2 separate regions of the Mus musculus genome follow, and region 2 is linked to region 1. The links are chromatin loops, found by intact Hi-C in ENCODE. Cell type or tissue: heart. All regions are shown on one strand. Links, peaks and the distances in the headings refer to the core of each region. The heading gives the core; the rest is flanking DNA. Region 1 overlaps AW112010 (expressed sequence AW112010). Region 2 overlaps Ms4a20 (membrane-spanning 4-domains, subfamily A, member 20).

Evidence for each region. Hi-C counts contacts between places; a loop is a spot of excess contacts. Peaks named below come from ENCODE experiments on the same cell type or tissue, not always from the same donor. Only the 100,000 strongest peaks of a DNase experiment are listed, where the experiment ranks them.
Region 2: it touches region 1 in a loop (5-fold over the local background); 3 of 42 quality-filtered maps call a loop at or near these places.

What each region holds. Positions count from the first base shown.
Region 1 is chr19:11,040,561-11,048,178 of GRCm38, forward strand. It overlaps AW112010 (expressed sequence AW112010), which reads right to left. Exons shown (of 3, transcript NR_102366.1): 3 at 7,052-7,533. Among named protein-coding and RNA genes, the nearest start is that of AW112010, 6.2 kb to the right of the region's middle. In heart, for the core only: a CTCF peak has its summit at 4,531 (motif pointing right); a DNase peak (open chromatin) is centred at 4,671; H3K4me3 peaks cover 891 bases; H3K27ac peaks cover 598 bases.
Region 2 is chr19:11,118,414-11,126,031 of GRCm38, forward strand. The region is part of intron 1 of Ms4a20 (membrane-spanning 4-domains, subfamily A, member 20); the gene reads right to left. It also overlaps the pseudogene Gm6501. Among named protein-coding and RNA genes, the nearest start is that of Ms4a20, 8.7 kb to the right of the region's middle. In heart, for the core only: no CTCF peak of the experiment used is centred there; a DNase peak (open chromatin) is centred at 2,798; H3K4me3 peaks cover 939 bases; H3K27ac peaks cover 601 bases.

The sequences.
Region 1 (7,618 bases), core at 1,587-6,586:
TTACAGGAAACCCATCTCAGGGAAAAAGACACACACTACCTCAGAATGAAAGGCTGGAAAACAATTTTCCAAGTAAATGGTCTGAAGAAACAAGCTGGACTAGCCATTCTAATATCTAATAAAATCGACTTCAAACCTAAAGTCATCAAAAAAGACAAGGAGGGGCACTTCATACTCATCAAAGGTAAAATCCTCCAAGAGGAACTCTCAATTCTGAATATCTACGCTCCAAATGCAAGGGCAGCCACATTCATTAAAGAAACTTTAGTAAAGCTCATAATACACATTGCACCTCACACAATAATAGTGGGAGACTTCAACACACCACTTTCAACAATGGACAGATCATGGAAACAGAAACTAAACAAGGACACAGTGAAACTAACAGAAGTTATGAAACAAATGGATCTAACAGATATCTACAGAACATTTTATCCTAAAACAAAAGGATATACCTTCTTCTCAGCACCTCATGGTACCTTCTACAAAACTGACCACATAATTAGTCACAAAACAAGCCTCAACAGATACAAAAATATTGAAATTGTCCCATGCATCCTATCAGATCACCATGGGCTAAGGCTTATCTTCAATAAAAAAATAAATAATAGAAAGCCAACATTCACGTGGAAACTGAACAACACTCTTCTCAATGATACCTTGGTCTAAGAAGGAATAAAGAAAGAAATTAAGGACTTTTTGGAGTTTAATGAAAATGGAGCCACAACATACCCAAACTTATGGGACACAATGAAAGCATTTCTAAGAGGAAAACTCATAGCTCTGAGTGCCTCCAAAAAGAAACTAGAGAGAGCACACATTAGCAGCTTGACAACACACCTAAAAGCTCTAGAACAACAGGAAGCAAATTCACCCAAGAGGAGTAGATGGCAGGAAATAATCAAACTCAGGGGTGAAATCAACCAAGTGGAAACAAGAAGAACTATTCAAAGAATCAACCAAACGAGGAGCTGGTTCTTTGAGAAAATCAACAAGATAGATATACCCTTAGCCAGACTCACTAGAGGGCACAGGAAAAGCATCCTAATTAACAAAATCATAAGTGAAAAGGGAGACATAACAACAGATCCTGAAGAAATCCAAAACACCATCAGATCCTTCTACAAAAGGCTATACTCAACAAAACTGGAGAACCTGGATGAAATGGACAAGTTTCTAGACAGATACCAGGTACCAAAGTTAAATCAAGATCAGGTTAATGATCTAAACAGTCCTATATCCCCTAAAGAAATAGAAGCAGTCATTAATAGTATCCCAACCAAAAAAAGCCCAGGACCAGATGGGTTTAGTGCAGAGTTCTATCAGACCTTCAAAGAAGATCTAATCCCAGTTCTTCACAAACTATTCCACAAAATAGAAACAGAAGGTACTCTACCCAACTCATTCTATGAAGCCACAATTACTCTGATACCTAAACCACAGAAAGACCCAACAAAGATAGAGAACTTCAGACCAATTTCCCTTATGAATATTGATGCAAAAATCCTCAATAAAGTTCTTGCTAACCGAATCCAAGAACACATCAAAACAATCATCCATCCTGACCAAGTAGGTTTCATCCCAGGGATGCAGGGATGGTTCAATATTCGGAAATCCATCAACGTGATCCATTATATAAACAAACTCAAAGACAAAAACCACATGATCATCTCATTAGATGCTGAGAAAGCATTTGACAAAATCCAACACCCATTCATGATAAAAGTCTTGGAAAGAACAGGAATTCAAGGCCCATACCTAAACATGATAAAAGAAATCTATAGCAAATCAGTAGCCAACATCAAAGTAAATGGTGAGAAGCTAGAAGCATTCCCACTAAAATCAAGGAGTAGACAAGGATGTCCACTCTCTCCCTACCTATTCAACATTGTACTTGAAGTCCTAGCCAGAGCAATTCGACAACAAAAGGAGATCAAGGGGATACAAATTGGAAAGGAAGAAGTCAAAATATCACTTTTTGCAGATGATAGGATAGTATATATAAGTGACCCTAAAAATTCCACCAGAGAACTCCTAAGCCTGATAAACAGCGTCAATGAAGTAGCTGGACATAAAATTAACTCAAACAAGTCAATGGCCTTTCTGTACACAAAGGATAAATAGGCTGAGAAAGAAATTAGGGAAACAACACCCTTCTCAATAGTCACAAATAATGTAAAATACCTTGGCATGACTTTAACTAAGGAAGTGAAAGATCTGTATGATAAGAACTTCAAGTCTCTGAAGAAAGAAATTAAAGAAGATTTCAGAAGATGGAAAGATCTCCCATGCTCATGGATTGGCAGGATCAATATAGTAAAAGTGGCTCTCTTGCCAAAAGCAATCTACAGATTCAATGCAATCCCCATCAAAATTCCAACTCAATTCTTCAACGAATTAGAAAGGGCAATGGGCAGATTCATCAGGAATAACAAAAAACCTAGGAGAGCAAAAACTTCTCAAGGATAAAAGAACCTCTGGTGGAATCACCATGCCTGGCCTAAAGCTGTACTACAGAGCAATTGTGATAAAAACTGCATGGTACTGGTATAGAGACAGACAAGTAGACCAATGGAAAAGAACTGAAGACCGAGAAGTGAACCCACACACCTATGGTCACTTGATCTTTGACAAGGGAGCAAAAACCATCCAGTGGAAGAAAGACAGCATCTTCAACAAATGGTGCTGGCACAACTGGCGGTTAACATGTAGAAGAATTCGAATTGATCCATTTCTATCTCTTTGTACTAAGGTCAAGTCTAAGTGGATTAAGGAACTCCACATAAAACCAGAGACACTGAAACTTATTGAGGAGAAAGTAGGGAAAATCCTCGAAGATATGGGTACAGGGGAAAAATTCCTGAATAGAAGAGCAATGGATTGTACTGTAGATCGAGAATTGACAAATGGGACCTCATAAAATTGCAAAGCTTCTGCAAGGCAAAAGACACCATCAATAATTCAAACTTAGAATACCCAAGATATAAGATACAATTTGCTAAACGCATGAAACTCAAGAACAACAAAGATCAAACTGTGGACACTTTGCCCCTTCTTAGAATTGGGAACAAAACACCCATGGAAGGAGTTACAGAGACAAAGTTTGGAGCTGAGACGAAAAGATGGACCATCTAGAAACAGCCATATCCGGGTTCCATCCCATATTCAGCTTCCACCATTGCATACACTAGCAAGATTTTGGTAAAAGGACCCAGATATGGCTGTGTCTTGTGAGACTATGCCGGGGCCTGGCAAACACAGTAGTGGATGCTCACAGTCAGCTATTGGATGGATCACAGGGCCCCCAATGGAGGAGCTAGGGAAAGTACTCAAGGAGTTGAAGGGATCTGCAATCCTATAGGTGGAACAACAATATGAACTAACCAATAACCCCCCTGGAGCTCGTGTCTCTAGCTGCATATGAATCAGGTGATGGCCTAGTCGGCCATCAGTTGAAAGAGAGGCCCATTGGTCGTGCAAAGTTTATATGCCCCAGTACAGGGGAAAGCCAGGGCCAAGAAGTGGGAGTGGGTGGGTAGGGGAGTGGGTGGTGGAGCGTGTGGGGGACTTTTGGGATAGCATTGAAAATGTAATTGAAATAAATACCCAATTGAAAAAAGAAATAAGCGCTATTTATTTATGAAAATTTTATTTATTTCTATTTTATGTGTACAAGCATTTGCCCAACTGTATGTCTGTGCACCATGGGCATACAGTGTTCTTGGAGGCCAAAAGAAGGCATTGATCTTCCTGAGACTGAGTTACATATAGGCTGTCGTGAGTTGCCATGCAGATGCTGGAAATCAAACCTGGGTCCTCTGGAAGAGCAGCCTGTGCTCTTAACTATTAAGCCATCTCTCCAGCTCCATCTTCTACTTTTGAAGCAAAATGTAGAAGCTTTTCGCCGAAGGATAAGCCTACAACATTTACAAAAAATAAAAATAAAAAACACCTCATAAATTTATTGAACAGTGCCAGTTATTACAGCTACTTTTATTGATTTACAAGCTTATGCTATATATACAACAAAAGGATATAATAAGACTGGGATTTTTGCCTGGATTCCAAATGACAGGCAAAGCAGGCAAAAAAATTGAAATATAAACAACAGTAAACAAATATGTATCTATCTATATTTTAGCAAAACATCTCAGTATAAATCTCTGGTGTACTACAGAAAGATGGAATGCCATCAATTAAGTCACATATGTAAGTTAAAATGTCAGAGGACGACAGGCAGCAACTTATGGTTCAGATTGTCTTGTATTTTTCCCGGGTTTCCAACAGACATATACTGTACAGGGTGCACACGTAAGTTCTTAAACAGCCACCGTATGCACTCATTAGACACTTCAAGAGTCAAGCAGTTTAACAGCTGCCTTTCCTAGTATCTTCATGCTTTGCCAGTCCCGGTAGCAAAATTAGATGTTATAATCCCAAAAGGAATAATAGTGTTAACAACAAAATGTATTACTGGGGGCGATAACCGAGGGAAAAGAAAGAGGGAGAGCCGCCGCCAGAGCGCAGAGAGGCCTGCAGGCGGCGCCCGACGGGCAGGCGGCGGTCGGGCCAGAGTCTTCCCCAGCAGGGCTGTGCTGTGAGCTGTGAGCCCTACGCCGCCGCGCCCCTGGCGCATGGCCGGGGCGGGGCGGGGCGGGGCGGGGCGGGGCGGGGCGGGAGATCCAGGAGGTTGCGGCCCCGGGCTGCCCGCTGAGCTTGGGCGGGGCGCTGGCTGAGTGCTCTGTGGCTCGGTGGTCCTGCCCAGGGAGAGCTTCAGGGAAGGCGGCAGGGACGCATGGCTCGCCACCATGGACGACAAGGCCTTCACCAAGAAGTTGGACTAGTGGGGTGGAGCAGCTGAACTAGTGTAAGCAACTGAAGGAGAACCAAGTGCAGATTCTGTGCGCGAAGGCTAGGCATCGATGTATAAATACAATACACCACTAGGAATCATTTAATTAAAATTTTTTGCCAGTCGTGTTTGGTTCTACCCTAGGTCTCTGGGCTGTCCGGCCTCAGGGTCCTGCTCATCAAGGCAGTGTTAAACATGGTGTGGGTCTAATAGTGTGGGTGTCAAGTTGGCCACTCCCACCAGTTCTGTTACCCCAGCACATCTTGCAGGCAGGACAGATTGTAGATTGAGGGTTTTGTGGCTGGGTTGGTATTACAGTCCCATTACTGGAAGCCTGGCCTGGTTACAGAAGATGAACAGTTCAGGTTTCCTGTCCTCCACTACTAGGAGTCTTCAATAGTTTCCACGACATGAGGTTCCCACATCCCTGCCAAGTGCTCTCCAGTTCCTGTCTTCTCTCCCTGTATTTTTCCCCTTCATCCTTCTTCCCCAGCCCAATCCCTCCTATCCCCATCTTCACCACCCTCAGCCTACCCGCAGAATCTAGTCTATTTCCCCTTTCCAGGGAGGTCCACACAACCTCTAAAGAGCCCTCCTTGCTACGTAGCCTCTCTGGGTCTGTGAATTGTAGCTTGATTATCATTTAATTAACAGCTAATAGTCACTAATAAGTGAAGGCATACTGTTGGTATTCTGTCTGGACTCCACCCCCACAGTTACCTGGCAACAGCCAGGTAGGCCTGACCCACTATAAAAGGGGCTGCTTGCCCTCTCTCTCCCTTGCCTCTTGCCCCCTTACTTGGTCATGGCCGGCCTCTTCTTCTCTACTCTCTCCCTCTCTCTGCCTTTCTCTGCCTCTACTACCCTCTTTACTCCCCTCCCCATGCCCTGAATAAACTCTATTCTATACTGTACCCTTGTGTGGCTGGTCCCTCCGGGGGAAGGGATACCTTGGCATGGGCCCGACAAGGCACCTCCTTCCCCCATACCTCACCACACCCCCATAGGACATATTCTTATATCTCTTTATCTTTTTATACTTACAACACATACCATATTTGTCTTTTTGGGTCTGGATCACCTTCCTCAGGACATCTTTTTTAAAAAAATTATTTATTTTTTTCTAGTTCCATCCATCTGCCTGCAAATTTCATGTCCTTGTAAAAAACAGCTGAGTAAAATACTCCACTGTATAAAAGTAGCCCATTTTCTTTATTTAGAGAAAGATCTGTGTGATCCACTCAGAAGGGGTAGGTAGGGGAAGGAGCCTTCAGCAGGTGGTCTGCTACAGAACTAGAGATAAGACCTGGGAATTGATTTGGAAGGAGCTGAGGGAGGGGTGAAGACCTGCCTGCTTCCCTGGCTGCAGTTACATCCTGTTTTCTTCATGACAAGATAAAAATTTCTGCTGAAGAAAGTTCTTTTTGTTCATTTGTTTACAGCAGTTTCCCTTTCCCTTCATGTTCTCCCACCATGCTCCCACCCAACTTAAACTATCCTATAAAAATCTAAACTCTCAAGCCCAGTATGGCAGAACATCCTTTAAGTCAGGAGGCAGAGGCCGTCAGATCTCAGAGTTCGAAGTCAGCCGAGTCTACAAAGCAAGTTCCAAGGCAGCCAGGGCTGTTACACAGAGAAATCCTGTCACAAAACAAAACAAAACAAAACAAAACAAAACAAAACAAAACAAAACAAAACAAAACAAAACAAAACAAAACAAAACGGAGCAAATCAAAACAACCCCCATAAACTGCTCTCCCTTCTCCTGGAGATAGTTCTGCAGTTCACACTTTTGTTCTTTATCTTCTGTGCTGCTTCAGTGGTCCTGCTGTCTCATAAACTTTATAAGGACAGCATTTAACTGTTCCCTTGGATCATTTCTCTCCCTAGAGCCCTTCCAAATGCTGGGCTCCTTATTAAAAGGAAGATCCTATTGGCAGCCTTAAATGACACAGTGATATGTTGCCCCCTTAACCAGCCTGGCTCTTTATTTGCCCTATCCCTCACTTGTACCAACACCAGACAGAATAAGCCACATGCATCAGTGTGTCCCTTCTTTCTCTCCCTCATGCTGTGGCGTGTAAGGGGAAATTGCCTACATGGTATCTCTGTGGAAGCCAAAAGTGTCTGTAAGTCAAGGACTGCATCACAACACCCACCATCCCCCACTTCTCTTCTATGAGTAGAGCCTCACACATATCAAGTGCACAATCGAAATTTATTATGTGACTGAATGATAACAAGTAAAAGTGGATGACTTGGGAGTTTTTCTATCTCACAAGTTCACAAGCAGAAAAACAAGCACATGGTATGTATATTAAACCATGCTCATGGATGTTGACCACACAGTGCTTGGTTCCCATCTTAAATTTCCATTTTCTCAGCAGAGAGAAAGAATTTTGTGGTATTTGGGTTCAATCAAGTCCTAATAGAGGCAAGGCAAGTGTCTACTTCTGAGCTCCACGTATACCACTGAATACACTCTGTGAAAGATAGCTCCCTCAGTCTTCTAGGGAAGGAAGAAGCAGATGATGCACATCTAGAAGGAAGAGGACTTATTTTGGTCTCTAGTTTTGCTTCTTTAAAGACTGGATCTCTCCTGAACGACCCAGTGGGTGGCTTTTTCCACTTGAGGTTTCCAGTGTGTTTGTCATGACGACCTGGGTCTGGTATATATGTACCTAGGGAATATAGAGACAGCAAGGCTTAGTAATAAGGATGCAAAAAAGATGTGCAAACCTGTAGGATTCAGACACTGTGCGATTC
Region 2 (7,618 bases), core at 852-5,851, 77 kb after region 1:
ACAGTAATTTGAGGTATTTTTCCACCCCTGAGATTTATGGCCTTGCTATTGAGCAGAAACCTATAAGAGATAAGATCACAAATACAGAGGACCCATGAGATTACACCATATAGTCCTAGCCTGAGCAACTACATCATCTGGAGGACCTTAAAATGGTGTTGTAGCTTTTCTGTTCAGTTCTTTTTCTGGATGTCCATCTACTTCTGCTTCTTCATGAACTGAAACATTTCCTCCAGTCTTTCCCAATGCTATTCATTAGAAGAGAATGTTCTTAGTGAAGGATTGCATACAGAGGTTATCAAGAGATTGCTGGTCAGTCATGCAAGCCAGAACTTTCCCCTCAAGATTCTGAGGAAGTAAGAAACCCTGTTTTAAGGTAGTGACAAAAGACAAAGAAACCAAATTCACCCCATTTTCTAGAGTATGCAGGTGCCCAAAACCACACACAGATTCCATGTTAGACTTAGACTATCACACCATCTCTATCAGAAGTGGTTGAGAAGTTTGATATCCATCCTTTGGAAATTAAAACAGCGTTGCTGAGTATGCTCTGCTTGGGCAGAAGCCTCAATTCTTCAGCTTTAGCCACTCCAGTAAAATGTCCTTCTGATATCCATAGTCATGTACTCAATTCCAGTATGTAACCCAAGTGATTTCAATGTTCCTTCAAAGTGACCACATAATACAGAAGCTGTTAATTGGGGCTCCAGACTGCAACATCAGCATCAGCCAGAAATAGTGAGGCAGACATATCCTCAGGCCAAACCATAGACACTTGGACCTGATTATAGACATCATGGTTTCCGAAGCAATGGATATCTACTGTCCAAGATTCCTTTAGTGATGATGATCTGATTATTTCTCTCTGGTTATAAGATGCCACTGTGAGCTCAGCCTCTACATTTCATTCTTCAACTTCATCTTGGGGTGAAGTGTAGGAGGGGATCCTGGCTCTCTGAAGTCCCGTGTCTGAATTTCAGAGCTTCCCTGAGGTCCCCTGACAATACCCAACAGCTGAGCTCAGAGCATGACACAGAGAACCATTCAAACCTGCACACCCACAGTGAACTTCTTCTTCTTCTTTTTAAAATGTGGATACTAGAAAGAGGAAATAGAGAGACAGTCCCTAGTCTACCACCAGCATTGCATAAAACCCCAGCAAGTAGGACAAGAAGTGACTGTTTTTCTGATACTGAAATACAACATTGACTAACACGCTGGCACTAACATTCTAAGCCATATGGAAGGATGACATATGGGGGAACACATTGTCAGGAGAATGTGGAAAACAAGATTAACACTTAAAAAATAGGGGTTCTTTAAACAATACAATAATAGCAAACCCACTACCGGTCCAGGGAAGCAGGTAGATGACAAATCTCCAGATCTTCACTTTCCTTTCTCTCCTCCAAAGCTACTCCCCAAGTCTCTGCAGCAGAACATGTGCTGTGCCCTCTCTTCCTTTCTGCTCCCGTATCCAGAAGATCATGTAGGTCTTCTTCTACAACCTCCATCACTGCCCCATCCCTTTGTCTCAGCAGCCAACTTCCACAGGCACTTCTGGAGGACCCATTAGCCATTCCAGGGAAGCAGGTAGCCAAGCTTCAGATCTTTATTCTTCATCCTCATCTCCAAATCCAATCCCCCAATCTCATCTCCAGCTCTGTAGCAGACCACCTGTTGTGAACCTGACCCCCTCTCTGCCATATTCCCATGGGACTAAGCAGATTCTTGTGGCACACTCTGCTTTCTTCTCTCTTGTTGACTCCTTTAGCATTCCTAGCCCAAATCTATCCCTAAGTGTCATATACCAATACCTATAAACACATTGTACCTGTAACCTCCACCTGACAGGATCTCAGAAGCACTTCCTACCAGGTAACCAACACTCTCTTAAGAACCAGAGAGGGCTTTCATTGTGTTCCATAAGTTTGGGTACGTTGTGGCTTCATTTTCATTAAACTCTAAAAAGTCTTTAATTTCTTTCTTTATTCCTTCCTTGACCAAGGTATCATTGAGTAGAGTGTTGTTCATTTTCTACATGAATGTTGGCTTTCTATTATTTATGTTGTTATTGAAGATCAGCCTTAGTCCATGGTGATCTGATAGGATGCATGGGACAATTTCAATATTTTTGTATCTGTTGAGGCCTGTTTTGTGACCAATTATATGGCCAAATTTGGAGAAGGTACCATGAGGTGCTTATACTTAGACATGAAGCAAATCTCAACAAATACAAGAAAATAGAAATAACATCCTTCATCCTTTCTGACCACCGTGGATTAAAGCAGGTTATCATCATCAACAACAACAGAAACAGCAGAAGCTTACTAATTCATGGAAACTGAACAACTCTGAATGAAAAATGTGTCAAGACAGAAATAAAGAAAAGAGTTAAGACTGTCTAGAGTTCAATGAAAATGAATACACAAATTTCTCAAACTTATGGGACACAATGAAAGTGGTGTTAAGAGGAAAGTTCATAGCACTAAGTGCCTACATTAAAAAAACAAAACAAAACTGGAGAGATCTTTTACTAAAAACTTAACAGACCAGCTGAAACCTTTAGAACAATAACAAAAAATAAAATAAAAAAAAATGCTCCAGGGGGACGGGGCCGAGAGAGAGCTAGCGAGGGAGGGCGTGAAGCCAGAGAGAGCCAGAGAGGAAGAAGGGCGGCCACTCGTGTGTGAGCGGCCGCGGACGGGAGTGGGGAAGCTGGGGGAGGAGGTGCAGGGAAGGAAGGACGAAGGCTGAGAGGACAGGGCAGGGCGGCTAGCGGCTGGCGGAGGTGGCGAGGGGAGAAGGGGGTGCTGTCGGAGGGCAGGGGCTGAGCTGAGGGAGTGAGGGAGAGAAGCGGACGCGCCAGGGAGGGGAGGGAAGGGGGGTCACGCGGGGGCGCGCGCGCACCGGGAGCGCGCTCGGAGGCGAGTGGAACTGGATCGGGTTTGCTGCCAGCGGCGTGAGCTTCGGCCGCCATTTTACAACAGCTCCACTCGCGCCGGACACAGGGAGCAGCGAGCACGCGTTCCCCGCCAGCCGACCCGGTCGGACAGGATTCCTCGGCCCCAGCCCCGCGGGGAGATCTCTGGAAACATGGCTACAGAACATGTTAATGGAAATGGTACTGAAGAGCCCATGGATACTACTTCAGCAGTTATCCATTCAGAAAATTTTCAGACATTGCTTGATGCTGGTTTACCACAGAAAGTTGCTGAAAAACTAGATGAAATTTACGTTGCAGGGCTAGTTGCACATAGTGATTTAGATGAAAGAGCTATCGAAGCTTTAAAAGAGTTCAATGAAGACGGCGCATTGGCAGTGCTTCAACAGTTTAAAGACAGTGATCTCTCTCATGTTCAGAACAAAAGTGCCTTTTTATGTGGAGTCATGAAGACTTACAGGCAGAGAGAAAAACAGGGGACCAAAGTAGCAGACTCTAGTAAAGGACCAGATGAGGCAAAGATTAAGGCACTTTGGAAAGAACAGGCTACACACTTGATGTGACTACAGGTCAGAGGAAGTATGGAGGACCACCTCCAGATTCCGTTTATTCAGGTCAGCAGCCTTCTGTTGGCACTGAGATATTTGTGGGGAAGATCCCCAGAGATCTGTTTGAGGATGAGCTTGTTCCATTATTCGAGAAAGCTGGACCTATATGGGATCTTCGTTTAATGATGGATCCGCTCACTGGTCTCAACAGAGGTTATGCGTTTGTCACTTTTTGTACAAAAGAAGCAGCACAAGAGGCTGTTAAACTGTATAATAATCATGAAATTCGTTCCGGGAAGCACATTGGTGTCTGCATCTCAGTTGCCAACAATAGGCTTTTTGTGGGCTCGATTCCTAAGAGTAAAACCAAGGAACAGATTCTTGAGGAATTTAGCAAAGTGACAGAGGGTCTCACAGATGTCATTTTATACCACCAACCTGATGACAAGAAAAAAAACAGAGGCTTTTGCTTTCTTGAATATGAAGATCACAAAACAGCTGCCCAGGCAAGACGTAGGCTGCAAATTTGTCTGGAATAACAAAAAACCTAGGATAGCAAAAAGTCTTCTCAAGGATAAAAGAACTTCTGGCGGAATCACCATGCCAGACCTAAAGCTTTACTACAGAGCAATTGTGATAAAAACTGCATGGTACTGGTATAGAGACAGACAAGTAGACCAATGGAATAGAATTGAAGACCCAGAAATGAACCCACACACCTATGGTCACTTGATCTTCGACAAGGGAGCTAAAACCATCCAGTGGAAGAAAGACAGCATTTTCAACAATTGGTGCTGGCACAACTGGTTGTTATCATGTAGAAGAATGCGAATCGATCCATACTTATCTCCTTGTACTAAGGTCAAATCTAAGTGGATCAAGGAACTTCACATAAAACCAGAGACACTGAAACTTATAGAGGAGAAAGTGGGGAAAAGCCTTGAAGATATGGGCACAGGGGAAAAATTCCTGAACAGAACAGCAATGGCTTGTGCTGTAAGATCGAGAATTGACAAATGGGACCTAATGAAACTCCAAAGTTTCTGCAAGGCAAAAGACACCATCAATAAGACAAAAAGACCACCAACAGATTGGGAAAGGATCTTTACCTATCCTAAATCAGATAGGGGACTAATATCCAACATATATAAAGAACTCAAGAAGGTGGACTTCAGAAAATCAAATAACCCCATTAAAAAATGGGGCTCAGAACTGAACAAAGAATTCTCACCTGAGGAATACCGAATGGCAGAGAAGCACCTGAAAAAATGTTCAACATCCTTAATCATCAGGGAAATGCAAATCAAAACAACCCTGAGATTCCACCTCACACCAGTCAGAATGGCTAAGATCAAAAATTCAGGTGACAGCAGATGCTGGCGTGGATGTGGAGAAAGAGGAACACTCCTCCATTGTTGGTGGGAGTGCAGGCTTGTACAACCACTCTGGAAATCAGTCTGGCGGTTCCTCAGAAAATTGGACATAGTACTACCGGAGGATCCAGCAATACCTCTCCTGGGCATATATCCAGAAGATGCCCCAACTGGTAAGAAGGACACATGCTCCACTATGTTCATAGCAGCCTTATTTATAATAGCCAGAAGCTGGAAAGAACCTAGATGCCCCTCAACAGAGGAATGGATACAGAAAATGTGGTACATCTACACAATGGAGTACTACTCAGCTATTAAAAAGAATGAATTTATGAAATTCCTAGCCAAATGGATGGACCTGGAGGGCATCATCCTGAGTGAGGTAACACATTCACAAAGAAACTCACACAATATGTACTCACTGATAAGTGGATATTAGCCCCAAACCTAGGATACCCAAGATATAAGATATAATTTGCTAAACACATGAAACTCAAGAAGAATGAAGACTGAAGTGTGGGCACTATGCCCCTCCTTAGATTTGGGAACAAAACACCCATGGAAGGAGTTACAGAGACAAAGTTTGGAGCTGAGATGAAAGGATGGACCATGTAGAGACTGCCATATCCAGGGATCCACCCCATAATCAGCATCCAAACGCTGACACCATTGCATACACTAGCAAGATTTTATTGAAAGGACCCAGATGTAGCTGTCTCTTGTGAGACTGTGCCGGGGCCTAGCAAACACAGAAGTGGATGCTCACAGTCAGCTAATGGATGGATCATAGGGCTCCCAATGGAGGAGCTAGAGAAAGTAGCCAAGGAGCTAAAGGGATCTGCAACCCTATAGGTGGAACAACATTATGAACTAACCAGTACCCCGGAGCTCTTGACTCTAGCTGCATATATATCAAAAGATGGCCTAGTCGGCCATCACTGGAAAGAGAGGCCCATTGGACTTGCAAACTTTATATGCCCCAGTACAGGGGAACACCAGGGCCAAAAAGAGGGAGTGGGTGGGCAGGGGAGTGGGGGTGGGTGGATATGGGGGACTTTTGGTATAGCATTGGAAATGTAAATGAGCTAAATACCTAATAAAAAATGGAAAAAAAATTAAAAAAATTCTCCAAAGATGGATCTGGAGGATATCATCCTGAATGAGATAACCCAATCACAAAAGAACACACCTCATATGCACTCACTGATAAGTGGATATTAACCCAGAAGCTCAGAATACCCAAGATACAATTCACAAAATTTGTGAAACTCAAGAAGAAGGAAGACCAAAGTGTGGATACTTCGGTCCTCCTTAGAAGGGGGAACAAACCACCCATGGGAGGAATTATAGAGACAAAGTGTGGAGCAGAGACTGAAGGAATGACCATCCAGAGACTGCCCCACCTGGGAATCCATCTCATATACAGTCACCAAACCCAGACACTATTGTGGATGCCAACAAGTGCTTGTCAAAAGGAGCTTGATATTCTTGTCTCCTGAGGGGCTCTACCAGTGCCTGACAAATATAGAGGTGGATGCTCTCAGCCAATCATTAGACTGAGCACAAGGCACCCAGTGGAGGAGATAGAGAAAGGGCCCAAGGAGCTGAAGGGGTTTGCAACCCCATTGGAGGAAGAACAATATGAACTAACCAGTATCCTCCAGAGCTCCCAGGGACTAAACCACCAACCAAAGAGTACATATGGAGGGACTCATGGCTTCAGCTGCATATGTAGCAGAGGATGGTCTTGTTGGTTATCAATTGAAGGAGAGGACCTTGATCCTGTGAAGGCTCTATGCCTCAGCATAGGGGAATGCCAGGGCCAGAAAGTGGGAGTGTATGTGTTGGTGAGCAGGGGGAGTAGGGAGGGGATAGGGGGTTTTTGGAGGGGAAACCAAGAAAGGGGATAACATTTAAAATGTAAATAAAGAAAATATCTAATTGAAAAAAGACTTGTATGATAAAAATTTAAGACATTGAAGAAAAAACCTGAGGAAGATCTCAGATTATAGAAAGATATCACATGCTCATGGATTGGTAGAATTAATATAGGAAAAATGTCCACTCTGCCAAAAGCTATCTACATATTCCCATTAAAATTTCTAGCCAATTCTTCATAGAACTTGAAAAGGCAATTTTCAGCTTCATATGAAAACACAAAACACCCAGCTAAAATGATGCTGAATCATCATCATTATCACCACCATTATCATCATCATTTTCGGGAAATATTACCATCTCTAATCTCAAATTGTGCTACAGAGCTTGGTAATAAAAACAACATGGTTTTGGTATAAAACCAGACATGTTGATCAATGAACTAAAATCAGAGACCCCCAAAACAAGTCCACACACCTATGGACACTCTAATTTTTTTTGATAGAGAAGCTAGAAATACACACTAGAAAAAAAGAGCAAATGGTTGTGATCATACTAGATGACTGCATGTACAAGAATCCAGGTAGATCCATACTTATCATCCTGAACAAAACTCAATTTCAAATAGATCAAAGACTTCAACATAAAACCAGATACACTGAACCTGATGGAAGAGTAAAAATTAGGCAATACTCTTGAACTCATTGGCACAGGAGAAGGCTTTCTGAACAGAATAGCAATAGCACAAGGAGTATGATCAACAATTAGTAGAATGAGACCTCGTCAAACGGAAAAGCTTCTTCATGGCAAAACACACCATCATTTAGACAAAGCAGCAGCCTACAAAATAGGAAGAGTTTTTTTTAAAACCAACT